Regions from separate parts of the Homo sapiens genome. Here region 1 is linked to region 2. Evidence: chromatin loops called from intact Hi-C (ENCODE). Cell type or tissue: IMR-90. All regions are shown on one strand. Each heading gives the region's core, and the rest is flanking DNA. Links, peaks and the distances in the headings are about the cores only.

Region 1 (8,712 bases), core at 4,321-6,820, 85 kb after region 2:
TTAAGAATCACCAGTTTGTTAATAACATTAACCCCAGGAACAAGGAATGTCTTTCCATTTGTTCAAGTCTATTTTAATGTTTTGTTTTGTACAGACAAGGTCTCACTATGTTGCCCAGGATGGTCTCAAACTCCTGGGCTCAAAGGATCTTCCCTCCTCAGCTTCCTAAAGTGCTGGGATTACAGGTGTGAGCCACCATGCCTGGCCTACTTTTGATTTTCAAAAGTGTTTTTAAGATCACCCTGGGCTGGGCTTGGGGGCTCACACCTAAAATCCCAGCACTTTGGAAGGCCAAGGCAGAAGGATCGCTTGAGCCCAAGAGTTCGAGACCAGCCTGGGCAACATAGCAGGAATTCTTCCTACAAAAAAAAAAATATTAAATCAGGTGTGTGTGGTGATGCATGCCTGTAGTCCTGGCAATGTGGGAGGATTGCTTGACCAGGAAGTTGAAGCTGCAGTGAGTTGTGACTGGGTCACTGCACTCCATCCTGGGTGACAGAGTGAAACCCTGTCTAAAAAAATAAATTTGCCCTAAAACAGCTTCTGTACATTCCTGTTAAAATTATTACTAAATATTTTATCTTCCTGTTGCTATGTAAGAGAGGCTTTTACTCTACCATAATTGGTTACTGCTTGCGTATATGAAGATTTCTATATGTTAATTTTGTATCCTGTTCCTCAAGTATTGTTTTAGTATAATAATGCATTCTCTAGAGTTTTCTTGAATACTACAATACTATATCACCTACGTTACAGCTTGACATCTCTCCCAAGGCTTTTGTCTCTAATTGGTCCTCTTCTTGGATAACTGTATTGGTTAATATTTCCAGAACAATGTTAAATAATAATGGGAATAATGGGCATCCTATACTTGTTCCTAATCCTAGTAGAAGCTAGTCTTTATTAGGTGAGATGCAGGCTTTTGAAAAGGTCTATACCAAATTTTATTACATTAAGAAAGTATTAATTCCTATTTTATGAAGTCTATCAGGAATAGGTATTGATGTTTCTTAAAGGTTTTCTTCAGCGTCTATATAAATAATTGTGATTTTTCTCCCCTATATGTGTTAATACAGTATATTATTGAGTTTCCTAGAACCAATCTTGCATTCCTAGAATACATCCCAGTAGGCCACAGATATAATTTTAAAGAAATAAGCAATATGAAACTGAAATCTTAAGTACTACCTTTATCAGGTTCAGGTACTGATATCATACTTCTTTTAAAAAATTTTGGAAGGTTCTTGTGTGTTTTGTTTACTTTCTATGCTCTGGAAGAATTTATGTGGCACTAGGACTATTTGGCCCTTAAAGGTCTCAGAAATTCCACATGAAACTATTTGGGCCTGGTGTTTGTTTGTTTGAGACAGAGTCTTGCTCTGTCACCCAGGGTAGAGTGCCGTGGCACAAACATGGTTAACTGCTCCCTCAACTTCCTGGGCTCAAGTGAACTCCCACCTTGGCCTCCCCAGTAGCTGGGACTACAGGTGCATACCACCATGCCTGGCTTTTTTTTTTTTTTAGATGGAGTTTCGCTCTTGTTGCCCAGGCTGGAGTGCAATGGCACGATCTTGGCTCATCGCAACCTCCGCCTCCTGGGTTCAAGCAATTCTCCTGCCTCAGCCTCCCGAGTAGCGGGGATTACAGGCATGTACCACCACACCTGGCTAATTCTGTATTTTTAGTAAAGACGAGGTTTCTCCATGTTAGTCAGGCTGGTCTCGAACTCCCGACCTCAGGTGATCCGCCCACCTCGGCCTCCCAAAGTGCGGGATTACAGGTGTGAGCCACCTTGCCTGGCCCTAATTTATTTTTTGTAGAGACAGAGTTTCGTCATGTTGCCCAGGCTGGTCTCAAATTCCTGGGCTCAAACAATCCTCCCGTTTTAGCATCCCAAAATGTTGGGATTATAGGCATGAGCCACTGAATCCAGCTCCTTGTGCTTTTTGGTGAAGTAATTCCTTCCGTGGAATTTGGTGGTTCATTTAAGCTTCCTATCTCTGATGGGATCAATTTCTGTTAAACTGTGTTTTCCAAACAAATTTTCCAATGTATCTTGTCTCTTAGAATTTTTTTTTTTTTTGAGACAGGGTCTCACTATGTTGCCCAGGCTGGAGTATGATGGTGCAATCACAGCTCACTACAGCCTTGAACTCCTGTGTTCTAGCAATTCTCCTACACTGAGGCCTCTCAAGTAGCTGGGACTATAGGTGCATGCCACCACACCCAGTTAACTTTAAAAATTTTTGTAGAGACAGGGACTCACTATGTTGCCCAGGTTGGTCTTCAACTCCTGGCTTCAAGCGATCCTCCCACCTCAGCCTCCCAAAGTGCTGGGATTATAGGCATGAGCCACCACACCTGGCCTCTTAACGATTCTTAAGTTTCTTCTTTTTCAATGGTTATTCCCTTTCTCACTTCATACTTCTGCTTTTACTGTCTCTTTTTTGAAGTTAGCCAGTGTTTACTAATTGCAGCTATTCTTCTATTTCCATCATAAATTTCTGCATTTATCCTTATTAAATTATTTCTTGGATTTATTCTGAAATATTTTACAGGGTTTTTTCCCCTGGCTTTTCCAGTTGGGAATCTGTTTTTCTTTTCTTTTTTTTTTTTTTTTTTGAGATGGAGTCTTGCTCTGTCACCCAGGCTGGAGTGCAGTGGCACGATCTGGGCTCACTGCAACCTCTGCCTCCCAGGTTCAAGCGATTCTCCTGTCTCAGCCTCCTGAGTACCTGGGATTACAGGCACATGCCGCCATGCCTAGCTAATTTTTTGTATTTTAGTAGAGACGGGGTTTCACCGTGTTGCCCAGGCTGGTCTCAAACTCCTGAGCTCAAGCAATCCACCTGCCTCGGCCTCCCAAAGTGCTGGGATTACATGTGTGAGCCACCGCACCTGGCCTGTTTATTTTCCTTCTCTGATTTTTACTGTTTCAGGAAACAGATTTTCATCTGTTCATCGTTTTAAACATATTCTATAGGTTTTGACACATAGTGTTTTGTCTTTTTTTCTTTTAGAATTCTGTCATTTGGTTTCTATTTTCCCCTTTCATCCAAGAATTGTTTACTAGAAGATTTATTTCCCGGCTGGAGGCTACTTTTGTTTTAGTTGCTACAAAAGTTTCTAATTTTAAGCAATGTTGTTTCACAGTATTTTTTGCTCTATGGGATTTAATGATGTTTTCTTTCTGATCTAATACATATGATCAACTTTTGTGAATATTCCATGTGCACTTCAGAATAAGATTTATTGTTCATTACCAGGGTGTAAAGTCCAAAAGAAATGTGTAAGATCTACCTATTACGTTATTTAGGTCTCCTAAATTATTACTTTTGTCCATTTGACCTGCTTTGTAATAACAATGCTGTGTATACATCTCCTATTCAGTCTTTCTACCTAAGTCTGTTGAATCTCCTATAGTTTCAGCTTTATAAAGATGGTGGTTATTTCTGGCACAGATATTCGATATGCTTTACATTATCATTGTGAACTATGGCTTTTAGCAGTTGAAAATGTCCTTCCTGGGAAGCTGAGGCAGGAGAATCACTTGAACCTGGGAGGTGGAAGTTGCGGTGGGCTGAGATTGTGCCACAGCACTCCAGCCTGGGTTACAGAGTGAGACTCCATATCAAAAAAAAAAAAAAAAAGTCCTTCCTTATTATGGTTAATACCTGAACTTTACTCTGTTCAATATTAGTGTCACAAATACTGCTGTTATTGTTTCCATTCTCCCAGTATATTTCTGCCCATTCCTTATTTTTAGCCTTTCTGAATCACATTTATATACTGAATATAATTGGTCCATAACAAATTAGACATATTTTTAACAAGTGAATCAAACCCATCCATATTTATTGGTATGACACTTTTTTACTATCATATTATTATTATTATTATTATTATTTTGAGATGGAGTTTCACTCTTGTTGCCCAGGCTTGAGTGCAATGGTGCAATCTCGGCTCACCACAACCTCTGCCTCCTGGGTTCAAGCGATTCTCCTGCCTCAGCCTCCCGGGTAGCTGGGATTACAGGCATGTGCCACCACACCTGGCTAATTTTGTATTTTCAGTAGAGATAGGGTTTCTCCATGTTGGTCAGGCTGGTCTCAAACTTCCAACCTCAGGTGATCTGCTCGCCTCAGCCTCCCAAAGTACTGGAATTACAGGCATGAGCCACCACGCCTGGCCTGTCATATTATTTTTTATAATTACTATGTATTCTATATTTATTGTCTTTTACCTTTTTTTTTATTTTTCCCCTTTATCATTACCCACAATGATATATACTGTTTATGTGAGTAGTATTAAAGAATGTTTGTATTTTTTAGTCTAGTGGTTACCTTTGTAATTATGCCTTTTGATGCCTTTAGTTCATTTCCTTAATCTTTTATTAACTAGTTTGTTTTTAATGATATCTGTTAGCTAACAATAATCAGTGAGCTGATTCTGCAATATTCTTCCCCTCTCTTCTCCTCCCATTTTTCAGTTGCATTTTTTTCTGAAACTAAACATATAGTACTTATACATTGTTCTCTACCCTCATCCCCACTTCTGTTTTAGTCTTAGAATTATAATTAAGTATATTAGATAATCACTACCAATCCTTTTGTTGAAATTTCTCCAGCTACCTCTTGATTGGATAAAGCTCATTCTCTAGTAGATTCCTCAAGAAAGCCTCATTAACACAAACTTCCCTCGGTTCTTGGTTTAAAACTGGTTTTCTGCAGTCTTAATACATGAAGGTGAGCTTTGCTAAACATAAAATCCTTAGTCACAGATTCTTTCCTTCAGCCTCCTGAAAGTGCTTTTCTGTTGTTTCCTTGCTTTTCTACGTTGCTTTGGAGAAGTTGGATGCCATTTTATTCTCTTGCCCTTGTAAGTCATTTGATTTCTGCCCAAAGGTCCTGAGTATTTCTCCTTATTTTAAAAATCGAACAGTTAATATTTTCTCTAGTTTGACAATTCTGGGTCAATTTTCCCACGTGCTCAGTGTGCTCTTTCATTATATAAATCTGAATCTTATTTTATTTCTGGACTATTTTCTTGGATTACAGTTTTAAATATTAAGTCTGTTCTACTGGTTTTTCTTCAGACACTCCAATTATATGTATGTTCATTCTTCTTTGCCTTTCATTGTAGTCACTTTTTTCTCATACATTTAACTAAGAATTTTAAAAAATTAATCCCAGATGTGACAATATAACCAATAATTGTATTAAAGGTATCTGTACTATTTTAAAATTTTATAATTGCATATATGTACAACGTACATGTTTTCATATATGTATACAGTGTAGGATGACTAAAGCTAGTTAACATATCCACCACCTCACATACTTTTTTGTGGTGAGAATGTAAAATCTACTTTTACTTTTTTATATTATTTCATTCATTTTTTAGGCTATTTATCTACTTTTCTTTAATGTTCCTTATTAAATTTTCATTGAAATACATTCTCCTTTGAGCACCTTGCAATTTTGATATCATTTCTGATGCAATTTTGTCTCCCCTGCCCATTTTCTTAATTCAATCAGCTTTAACTTCTTACTATTATCTCTCCATCTTGTCATTAGTTTCTGAATTTTCTATTTTTACAACCTCAAATGCTTATCAGGGGCTACTGCACTCAGATTGAAGCATAGTCAGCTGCTTCATGATTGACTTTTACAGTGAAGGGAGTTCCATCAACTGACATGTTTCATTCTCACTTTTTGTTTTCTTATTGTAGCTTTATATAAATGAAAACTATTTGTATCTGCATTCTCCAAAGCTGGCAGATGAACAAATGAACAAAAATCCTAGTTCAAGAGCACCCTCTTCTGTCAGTATAGCAAAGTGCAGTTTAGTTCATGGGTGACTAATTTTAGGGAGGGTGATGGGGAAAGATGTAGTGTCCTTCAGTGTATTCGATTTTGTATGTCTTGCAGGTACATAAATGTAACCCCCTTGCTTCATTTTCCCTTCACAATTTCCAAAGGTACCTCTCTCTTTCCTTTGTACTCTTCTTCCCCAGAAGTAATGCCTTCCCCTGACTACCGTATTGATTTGTGTGTGCACTCTTAAGTAGCTTCTAAAGTCACTGCTTTGACTCTTTTCTAGCATATTCACTTTTTTTCTTTCTTTTTTTTTTTTTTTAGAGACAGTTTCACTCATCGCCCAGGCTGAAATGCAATGGTGCAATCTCAGCTCATTGCAACCTGTGCCTCCCCAGTTTAAGTGATTCTCCTGCCTCAGTCTCTCCAGTAGCTGGGATTACAGGGACACACCACCACACCCGGCTAATTTTTGTATTTTCAATAGAGACAGGTTTTCACCGTGTTGGTCAAGCTGGTCTCGAACTCCTGACCTCAAGTGATCCACCCGCCTCAGCCTCCCAAAGTGCTGGAATTACAGGCATGAGCCACCACGCCCGGCCAGAAGAAGTTTTTTTAAAAAGCAAAATAAAAAAGTGTAATAATACAATACTTTTTGAGTTAAAAGTAAATATATGGTCTAGGTGCAGTGGCTTACACCTCTAATGCCAGTAGTTTGGGAGGCCGAGGCAAGTGGATCACTTGAAGCCAGGAGTTTGAGACCAGCCTGGCCAACATGGCGAAACCCCATCTCTAAAAATACAAAAATTAGCCAGGCATGGTGGCACACACCTGTAATCCCAGCTACTTGAGAGGCTGAGGCAGAAGCATCTCCTGAACCTGGAAGGTGGAAGTTGCAATGAGCCGTGATCTCGCCACTGCACACTGGCCTGGGCAACAGAGTTAGACTCTGTCTCAAAGAAAAAAAAAAGTGAATTTGGAGAGAGGGATGTTCCAGAGGTAATTAAAGTTAAACGGGGCCATAAGAGGGGGACCCTAATCTGTTAGGACTGGAATTCTTTTAAAAATTGGAAAAGCTGGGTTGGCGCCCGTGGCTCATGCCTGTAATCCCAGCACTTTGGGAGGCCGAGGCAGGCGGATCATGAGGTCAGGAGATCAAGACCATCCTGGCAAACATGGTGAAACCCCGTCTCTACTAAAAATACAAAAATTAGCCAAGCGTGGTGGCGGGTGCCTGAAATCACAGCTATTCAGGAGGTTGAGGCAGGAGAATCACTTGAACCCGGGAGGCAGAGGTTGCACTAAGCTGAGATTGTGCCACTGCACTCCAGCCTGGCGACAGAGTGAGACTCCATCTCAAAAAAAAGAAAAGAATTGGAAAGCCAGCCGGGCACAGTGGCTCACATCTGTAATCCCAACACTTTGGGAGGCCAAGGCGGGCAGATCACGAGGTCGGGAGATCGAGACTATCCTGGCTAACACGGTGAAACCCCGTCTCTACTAAAAATACAAAAACAAAATTAGCCAGGCATGGTGGTGGGTGCCTGTAGTCCCTGCTACTTGGGTGGCTGAGGCAGGAGAATGGCGTGTACCCGGGAGGCAGAGCTTGCAGTGAGCCGAGATCACGCCACTGCACTCCAGCCCGGGCGACAGAGCCAGACTCCAACTCAAAAAAAAATAAATAAATAATTGGAAAAGCCAGCCTGGGCAACATAGTGAGTTGCCATCTCTACAAAAAATTTTAAAATTAGCCAGATGTGGTGGCATGCAGCTATAGTCCCAGCTACTCAGGAGGCTGAAGTGGGAAGATCACTTGAGCACAGGAGGTCAAGCCTGCAGTGAGTCAAAGTCACACCGCTGCACTCCAGCCTGGGTGACAAAGCAAGACCCTGTCTCTGAGGGAAAAAAAAAAAAAAAAGACGAAGAGATACCAGAGATCTCTTTCTGCATGCACTGAGAGCAAAGACCTCGTGAGGACACAGCAAGAGTGTAGTCCAGAAGCCAAAGAGACACAGACCTCAGAATGAAGCCAACCCTGCCAACACCATGATCTTGGACTTCTAGCCTCCAGAACTGACAGAAAATAAATTTCTGTTGTTTAAGCTATGCAGTTTATGGTATTTTCTTATGGCAGCACTAGAACACTAATACATAAAGCAAATACAGGCCAGGCACGGTGGCTCACACCTGTAATCCCAGCACTTTGTGGGGCCAAGGCAGGTGGATCACCTGAGGTCAGAAGTTCAAGACCAGCCTGGCCAACATGGCGAAACCGTGTCTCTACTAAAAGTACAAAAATTAGCCGGACATGGTAGGGCTCGCCTGTAATCCCAGCTACTTGGGAGTCTGATGCAGGAGAATTGGTTGAACCCAGGAGGCAGGGGTTGCAGTGAGTAGAGATTGTGCCACCGCATTCCAGCTTGGGTGACAAGAGCAAAACTCTGTCTCAAAAAAAAATTTTTTTTAAATAAATAAATAAGTAAAGCAAATACAACATCGATACCAAAACCTGATTTTAAAATACCTTAAAATATACGCACTAGTATCACATAATATCAATGCAGAAACTCAAAACATTAGCAAACAGAATATACAACTTCAGGAATGAAGGAAGTTTAGTATTCAGAAATCTACTAGGATAGATTTATAAATAGATCTAAGGAAGAAAATCACATGATCATCTCCAAAAACACTGAAAGTGCATTCAACAATATTCAACACTCATTCCTAACTTTAAGAACAAAATAAACAACAACAAAAATATTTAAAACAGAAGCCAGTAGTAGCTTCAACATGAAAAAAGATATAAATTAGGAAACACTGACAGCAGTCTTGCTAAACTTACAAACAATACAAAGATGCCCAGAATCACAACTATGATTCACCATTACATTTG
Region 2 (2,500 bases), core at 1-2,500:
AAGAAATACAAAAATAGTAATATAAACAAAATAAAACTGACTCTTACCACTTGTAGATAACCACTGTTAATATTTTGGTGTATTTTCTTTTCTTTTTTTTTTTTTTTTTTTTGAGACGGAGCCTGGCTCTGTCACCCAGGGTGGAATGCAGTTGCACAATCTCGGCTCACTGCAACCTCCATCTCCCAGGTTCAAGCGATTGTCCTCCGTCAGCCTCCCCAGTAGCTGGGACTACAGGCGCATGCCACCACGCTTGGCTGACTTTTTGTATTTTTAGCAGAGACGGGGTTTCACCGTGTTAGCCAGGATGGTCTCGATCTGCTGACCTTGTGATCCACCTGCCTCAGCCTCCCGAAGTGCTGGGATTACAGCCATGAGCCACTGCGCCCAGCCTGGTTTATTTTCTTTAGTGCTTTTTCTTTAATATATTTGTAATTTTATTGAGATTACAATGTACTTTCAATTTTTATCTTCTCTTCAATTAACATATTTTCTTCAGTTATTAAGAAAAGTTTATAGAGAATATTTTTAATATATGCATAATCTATTGTGTAGCTATACCGTAATTTATTTTACCTCTCTCCGCTCTTAGATATTTGGGTTTAAATATTTTTACTAATAAAATTAATGCTGTGATGATGGGCATTCTGGTGCAAAAAGCTTGTTCTGTGTTTTTCATTGTTTCATCTTGTATTATATTCTTAGAAATGGAATTGCTAGGTCAATGATTGTATATACTTTTAAGGTTCTTGATGCATACTGCCAAATCGCTTTTTAAAGAGTACTTTTCTAAAATTTTTTTTCTTTTCTATTGTCATAAACACTCATTCAGGAGATTATGAATGGTAGTTATAATTGAAGTTTAAATTCAAGTTATAATTTAACTCAACAGTAAACACTATTAAATAAAGTTTATGAGAAGACTATATCAAGAAAAAGCTTTGATCGTTATTTGAAATGGAAGTGCACTGGGTTTCACCAATAGGTTTTCCTCTGTTCCCCTGATTCCCAGAGTTGGAAGCTCTGGGGCAGTCTTACAGGTTATGCTAAGTATACTTTGCTCCAGTGCCCCCTAGTGCTGGTCCTGTGGAAGTAACCTTCATTTTTTCTTTGTAGCAGAAAACATCCTTCTTCCTTCAGCTCCTTCTGGACATACACAAAGACATTTAAAGAGCCAGGCAAATAAGAGTTAGGGCTAAAATGGGCCGGGCATGGTGGCTTACGCCTGTAATCCCAGCACTTTGGGAGGCCGAGGCGGGCAGATCACAAGGTCAAGAGATCAAGACCATCCTGGCCAACATGGTGAAACCCTGTCTCTACTAAAAATACAAAAGTTAGCTGGGCATGGTGGCGTGCGCCTGTAGTCCCAGCTACTTGGGAGGCTGAGGCAGGAGAATCGCTTTAACCCAGGAGGCGGAGGTTGCAGTGAGCCAAGATTATGCCACTGCACTCCAGCTTGGCGACAGAGTGAGACTCTGTCTCAAAAAAAGAAAAAAAAAAAAAAAAAAAGAGGGCTAAAGTAATGCCCTATTACTTTCTTTGGCCTGCGGATCTAGAATTTATCCTTATTTTTTTTCTCTCCTGGGAGGAGCTGTCCTGCTTTCTGTAGTCTTATATTTGTGCTACTCTCTCTGCCTTACCCTGCATGTTTCTATTCTAGACTGCAATAGGGAGGGCCTGGGCCAAACATCCCTACCTCTGGACCCTCACCCTATTTCAAATCCTTTATGTCAAAGAAAGTCAATATACCCTAGGTAGCTACAAGTCCAATTATTATTGAGGTATTTAGCTGTAAAATTTGTCCTTCCATCACTGTCTTGACTAAAGGTTCTCCTCTGAAAATTCCAACTTGTTGACCTGCAAACAGACTGGAGAAAAGAGCAGTAAGGGTGAAGGTGGGACTGATAGTGGCCAAGCCCCATGAGAAGACATGTTTAACCTTGCTGTCCTTCCCACAAACATGCATTCCTACAAATGTGTTAGAAATAGGCTCAGATGTGTAAAAATCTACAGGCTGCTTTCTGTAGCTCTTTCTTTTCTCTTCCCTACCCACTCCTTCAGAATAGCAGTGAGCAAGAGATAGCTCATTAGAGTCCTGGCCCGGAATTCCTGTAATAACAAAATACAGATAGCAACTCCCTATCTGCAGAGTTAACTGCTTTGAGAGGAAGGGAGTGGGGCCAGGCGTGAGAAATAATAGTGATCCTTGTAGGAACAAATTTTTAGTCGCATGTAAGCATTTTATTTCACTTCTTTTCTTAGAGAATCTTTGCCCCCACCTTTTATTTATTGGAAATTCTGTTCCATTAGTTAGTTCTAAGCCTTTCCTTTCGGTCGTTCCATGACTCCAGAGTTGTTCTTTAATACATGTGTTCCTGTTAATATTATGTCCAATCACAAGTGCCTGATTGGCTGGTCTAGAAAAGTTAGAGAAGAAAGATACAGGTCTTGTTTAATATCCATTTCATGTTCAGCTCTCAGAATATTCATTTAAAAGAAT

The links. Peaks named below come from ENCODE experiments on the same cell type or tissue, not always from the same donor. Only the 100,000 strongest peaks of a DNase experiment are listed, where the experiment ranks them.
Region 1: a loop joins it to region 2, with 2.5 times the contacts of the local background. A loop is called at or near these places in 3 of 110 quality-filtered maps.

The regions. Positions count from the first base shown.
Region 1 is chr3:136,303,173-136,311,884 of GRCh38, reverse strand. All of the region lies in intron 9 of PCCB (propionyl-CoA carboxylase subunit beta), which reads right to left. Among named protein-coding and RNA genes, the nearest start is that of PCCB, 57 kb to the right of the region's middle. In IMR-90, for the core only: a CTCF peak has its summit at 5,828 (motif pointing left); a DNase peak (open chromatin) is centred at 5,794.
Region 2 is chr3:136,390,378-136,392,877 of GRCh38, reverse strand. All of the region lies in intron 22 of STAG1 (STAG1 cohesin complex component), which reads left to right. Among named protein-coding and RNA genes, the nearest start is that of PCCB, 140 kb to the right of the region's middle. In IMR-90, for the core only: a CTCF peak has its summit at 1,070 (motif pointing left); a DNase peak (open chromatin) is centred at 1,047; H3K27ac peaks cover 311 bases.